Regions from separate parts of the Homo sapiens genome. Here region 2 is linked to region 1. Evidence: chromatin contacts called from ENCODE Hi-C or POLR2A ChIA-PET data. All regions are on one chromosome and are shown on one strand. The core of a region is the stretch at or near the end of the contact, and the rest is flanking DNA. Distances in the headings are between cores, read along the strand shown.

Region 1 (2,704 bases), core at 103-2,602:
CCTGCTGCACACTGGCTACTCAGTGTATGCTTGTTGGTGGAATGAAAGGCAAGAAATATTTATTCATCATTTATTATATGCCGGGCACTGTTGCCTGCTTTTATAAATATTACCTGATATAATTCTCACAGACAACCCAAGGAGTTAATATCAATCAGCCCACTTTGCAGATAAGAACTCCAAAGTGGGACACATTGCCAGTAAATGGTAGAGCCAGCTCTGGGTCATGGTGGGTGGGCCTGCCTCAGACCTTCTCAGTTCTTTCCCACTGCCTTTAAGAGATTTTTTGTTTTGTTTTGTTTTGTTTTGTTTCTGTATGAGTCTCCCCGGCTTCCCTCACCCTTCTCCCAAGAAAAAGAAAGAAGGGGAGAGAACTGGAGAGAGAGACCAGGTAGGGGACGGGGACTGGGGGACGAGATAGGATGGAGAGAGTCACAAAGAACCCCTGCTTTCTATCAAAGCACGGACAGTGGTTCCAGGCGCCCAGCAGATGGCAGGATGTAGCCAAAGATTCCCTGCAGTCCCGGAGAGCTGGGCCCGCAGGACTGCAAGGCAGGGGGACCTGCCTGTCCCTCAGGGAGCGTCCTGGGAACCCGCGCTCGCCCCACACGTCTTGGGGCGCATCTGCCGCACCCCTTACTTAGGCACCCGCAACTGTGGCGCGTATCTCCCGATCCAGGCTCCCGCCGCAGGAGCCCAGGGACCCTCATGCTAGCCTCGCCCCTAAATCGGACGCCGATGCCGCCCAATTTTGGGGGAATCCCGAGACTCATGCCCAGCCATTCCCAGGGAGAATGGTTTGGGGCAAACTATGGCTGTCTGGGGCCTCAGTTTCCCCATGTACAATGAAGGGGTCAGATTAGTATCTAATCTTAAGGGGTCAGAAAGTAAACAGATACTTTCATTCATTAAACACTGAGAAAAACCTTAAGAGGAACAGCGTCGGTTGGAGAGCCAGCAGACACTCCACTGCCCATCCCAATATGAATGGGCAAATACAGGCTAGCGGGGAGTCCTGGGACTCCCTTCGCAGCCGGGGCCGACTAACCACAGACCTAAGAGCCCCTCTACCTCTAGACCTCCGTCTACTGCGCTCTAAAATATGAACGATGCTTTCTTACTGCTGGGTTGTCGGAGGCGGATGTGGGATGGTGCTAACAAAGCGCGTAGCCGAGGCCTGGCCATAGTGGGTGCTGACAAACCGCTTACTGCCTGCAGGGACCGAGCTCCCGGCCGAGGGAGGAGGGCCGAGCAGGGATTCAGATTCTTCCGGGCCGATCCCTTTCTCAGCTCCTTCCGCCCTGCCGCCGCCCACTGCGTGCTGCCTTCGTCCGTCCCCTCCTCCCCCGCTCCTTCCCCTCCTTCCCCTGCTCCCGCGCCGCCTCGCGTCTCCCGCCCGCTGTAGCCGGCGAGGAGCGCCGCACGTTGGCCCCGGCGCGAGGAGCTCCCGGGTTCCCGGGCGGGCACTGGAGTAAGGAGCTGCGAGCGCAGCCCGAGGCGGGGCACGGCGGAAGGCGCGGCGAGAGCGGGGTCCCTGCGAGCGCAGTCGGAAGGGCGTCCAGGAGAAGGGGGACGCCGTCCCCGCCCCTGCACGGTGCTCGGCCCCCTCGGGCTCCGCGCGCGGCTACAACCCGGACTGGGCGCGCCCCCGGCATCCCGCATCTCTGCGCGCGTCCCACATCCCGCATCCGGCATCCCAGCGGCCGGGCATGTAGCAGCGGCAGCAACGGCGGAATATGGGCGGGAACCACTCCCACAAGCCCCCCGTGTTTGACGAGAATGAGGAAGGTAAGAGAGCGAGAGGTGCGAATTCCCGCTTCGCGGGGCATCCCCTTCCTCCACCACCCTCGGCCGAGCCCTGCGGGGCACCGCATGCTGCCCGGCGCGGGGACCCAGGCATGGCCACTTCGCCCAGCGAATGCAGTGTGTGCCCGACCCGTGCCAGGCGCGGCGCTTCTGCTGAGGCAACTCCTAGGTACCCAGTGCCGTTTAGTAGTCGGGACGGTGCCTAGCGCGGGACTGGGGAGGCGGCTTCAGAGAGTTGAACCCGAAACCTGCACTTGGGGGTGTGGAAGGGAGGAGTTGACTTCGGAGGCCAGTCGGGATGGTTCTAGGCTCGGGCTCCCCAGGAAACCGAGGTTTCCTTGAGAGCCTGAGGCTGACGGAGGTGGCCTGGAAGGGCGGGTTGCACCGTGTGTCTGTGTGTGTGTGCGCGTGCCCACGACGCATTTGGTCTCGTGCAAGGGCCTGTTGGATGCAGCTCTCCTCAATCACCCAGGACAGAGGGAAACTTTTCTTTGCTAAACTCTGTGGTTCCTAGGAGGGCGTCCTGTTCTGGGCAGCCTCCCCCTGGCGCAGAAGTGGTGTAGGCTGTCCAACCGCATCTCAACTTCCTGGCTGGATCCTTGCGGTTCAGGTCGATAGAGCTCCCTATTTGGACTAGCAGAACCCTCTTTCCAGTGCAGCGTGTCCCTGGAAAACTTACTTCACCTCTCTGAAACATTAGTCCCTTCATCAATGAAATGTGAGTTATGATACCACTAGCTACTTTATAGGGTTGTTTGAAGCTTAACCACTAGTAATCCACGTGAAAAGTGCCTTATAAATGCAAGCAGTACCGAGCTGTGCCGTTTTTTATGTTAAGAGCCCTCTGCCTCTCAAAGCTGGTTTCCTACTGTGCTGACTCGCCAGTCTCCACTGTGCC
Region 2 (2,704 bases), core at 61-2,560, 580 kb after region 1:
ACACTCTCTAAAATACATGTGGACAGGACTCCCATGCCCACTTCAAAAGGGAGTTCAGAGCCTTGCAGATGTGAGTTCCACCCCTGACCTAGTTCAACCTCCTATGGCAGAGATGAGAAAACTAAGCCCTAAAGCAGGGGAGGCACACCCCTGGGCCTGCCAAACAGGGGAGGTCATGTTTCCAAATGAGTGAGGCTGCCTGGTGTGACAGGCACTAGGAACTACTGGGGAATGGGGCAAAGTGCAAAGAGCACGCCCTGCCTGTAGGGGCAGCCTCCACCCCGTCCACCAAAGGGCTCTGCAGGAATACGGACTCAACACAGCTCAGTCTTCCCATCCTTTAGCTGGAAATCTGGGTTTTCTTAAATAAAAGTTTATATTTTAAATACTGTCAACAAATGTGCTTTTTTTTTTTTTTTTTTTTTTTTTGAGACAGAGTCTCACTCTTTCGCCCAGGCTGGAGTGAAGTGCTGCTATCTTGGTTCACTGCAAACTCCGCCCTCTGGGTTCAAGTGATTCTCCTGGCTCAGCCTCCCAAGCGGCTGGGATTACAGGTGTCCACCACCATGCCCAGCTAATTTTTGTATTTTTAGTAGAGGCGGGATTTCACCATGTTGGCCAGGCTGGTCTCAAACACCTGACCTCAGGTGATCCACCTGTCTCGGCATCCCAAAGTGTTGGGATTACCACACCTGGCCACAAATGTGCATTATAAAGGAATGTGAAAGTAATGATTACTCACCCCCAACCCACTATTGAACTTCTCAATGAAAAAGACTTCAGGGAGATAAGGCACATGCATCCTATGGCTTCCAACACCTAGAAAAGCAAGTGTCCCCTGGAGGGAGTGTCCCATGGAGGGAGTAGGGGGCATAAACCTTAAGGGAGGATACAGAAGTTCCAGTGTGAGAAGCACAGGCCTGCATCAGGCTGGCTGCAGCAGCTGCTGTGCATGTTGACTCTACAGCATCACAAAGTGAAATCACGCTCGAAAGTGACGACTGTGCTGTCATACTCCCCATACTCAGAAAGACAGGCAAATTGTGAAAATGTTTTATAAAAACAAATCCATCAGAAACGGTGAAAATGTCAGAATTCTTGTGCTGAGGACAAAGACTCACACAGGGGTTAGAAAGCCTCAGGCAGCCCAGGGCAAGACATCTGCTGGGCCTCCTCTTTCAGTGGCAGAAAAGCAGCGGGGAGAGCCTGGGTATAGAAGACGAACCCCAGAGGAAGGACCCAGCTCTGAACTGGATGCAGGAAGCTGGATTGCCAGTCACTTCCCCTCCGGGCTTCGGTTTGCCCACCTTCAAGTAGAAAGAGTTCACATTCTGTGTTCTACACCACAGGCATCTTTAAAAATTACATTCAGTTATGAATCATAATAAACCCTTGTCCAAGGTTGACTCAGCGCCGAGCAATGGCTGAAGTACTATACGAGAATTAACTTACTTATACTCACAACAGCCCTCTAAGACCTCAGGCATCATGATTATCCCTGTCTTAAGGATGGGGAAAGGAGACCCAGGGTGACTGGGTAACGTGCCTACTGGAGGAAAAGAGGGAGGAAATAAACCCCAGCAACCTGCCTTCTGTGCCTATATCCCCCAATACTCTCCCCAAGGTTTCTCAATGGAGAAATGCTTTGAGAACTATAAGGCATTATATACGCATTTAAATATTATAGTATGAACAAATTTCAGCTCTACATTAATTACAGTCAGCTCTCTGTATCTGTGGGTTCTGCATCCATAAATATAACCACCTGCAGGTCAAAAATTTCTGTGTGTATTGAACACATACAGACTATTTTTTTCTTGTTGTTATTCCCTAAACAACATTCCCTAAACTATTTTTTATGCATTTATACAAACTATTTATAACTACATAACATTTACATTGTATTAGGTATTACAAGTAACAGAGGTGATTTAAAGTATACAGGAGCATTTGTGTAGGTTATGTGCAAATACGACACCATTTTATAACAGAGACTTGAGAATTTGTGGATTTTGGTATCCATGGGGGTGGGATGGTGGGGAGGGTCCTGGAACCAATGCTTCCTGGGTATCAAGGGAGGGATGACTGTACTGTACTAAACTTTACTCAGGAAAGCTGATACTGCTCCTTTTGCTTTTCTTTTTTAAAACTAATTCTTGGTGGAATAATACATCCAAAATATTTTTATGTATTTTATTTAAAGATGACTATAACACATGATGGATAATTATAAAGCAGTCTGTGGTTTTGTGAGATGGAATCACTTGCATGGACTGGAAGGAAACTAGTTCTATTAAATGCTGCAGCTCAGATACTATTTCTGGAAACAGATTGGTTCAAATAAGGCGGCTGCTTGTCTTTGAACAGAGTGACCTAGGACATCCGGAGTGATGGTGCCTGCCCAATACACGCTGGCTTGCAAGGTGGTGTGGGTGGGAGAGACAGGCTGCAGAAAAGCCCTGGAGAGAGCAGGGTCAGGAAGCCCTGAGGAGGAGAGGGACTGCGTGACAGATGGGAGTAGGGCACCGACCCAGCATCCTATCCTCATGCTCTCCGCATAAAAAAGCATTGCCCCAGGCAGTCTTTTGATAGCAAAGCCACTAGAAACATTCTAGGTGCCCCACAGGACGGGTTCACATGGGGCGCACAGCAGGGGGACGTAACCTCCACTGCAGGAGGGGGCAGTGTGCGCAGTGGTTGGGGG

Evidence for each region. A loop is a pair of places that touch in the nucleus more often than their neighbours do. ChIA-PET counts read pairs that join two places held with the same protein, here RNA polymerase II (POLR2A). Pooled maps may share reads with other maps.
Region 2: a loop to region 1 is called in a map of chondrocyte, with 2.5 times the contacts of the local background. The contact joins the enhancer-like site here to the promoter of STK32B in region 1. A Hi-C loop is called at or near these places in 1 of 168 maps with a recorded cell type or tissue (chondrocyte) and 3 of 50 pooled maps. POLR2A ChIA-PET finds 5 or more read pairs at or near these places in 2 of 52 experiments (AG04450 and WTC11).

The regions. Positions count from the first base shown.
Region 1 is chr4:5,050,128-5,052,831 of GRCh38, forward strand. It overlaps STK32B (serine/threonine kinase 32B), which reads left to right and starts at 1,353. Exons shown (of 12, transcript NM_018401.3): 1 at 1,353-1,788. The coding sequence starts at 1,737. RefSeq lists an enhancer at 2,055-2,593.
Region 2 is chr4:5,634,626-5,637,329 of GRCh38, forward strand. All of the region lies in intron 10 of EVC2 (EvC ciliary complex subunit 2), which reads right to left. Among named protein-coding and RNA genes, the nearest start is that of EVC2, 73 kb to the right of the region's middle. Within about 2 kb of position 1,311, at least 3 of the 41 ENCODE cell types and tissues checked have a DNase peak (open chromatin) inside an H3K27ac peak, as active enhancers do.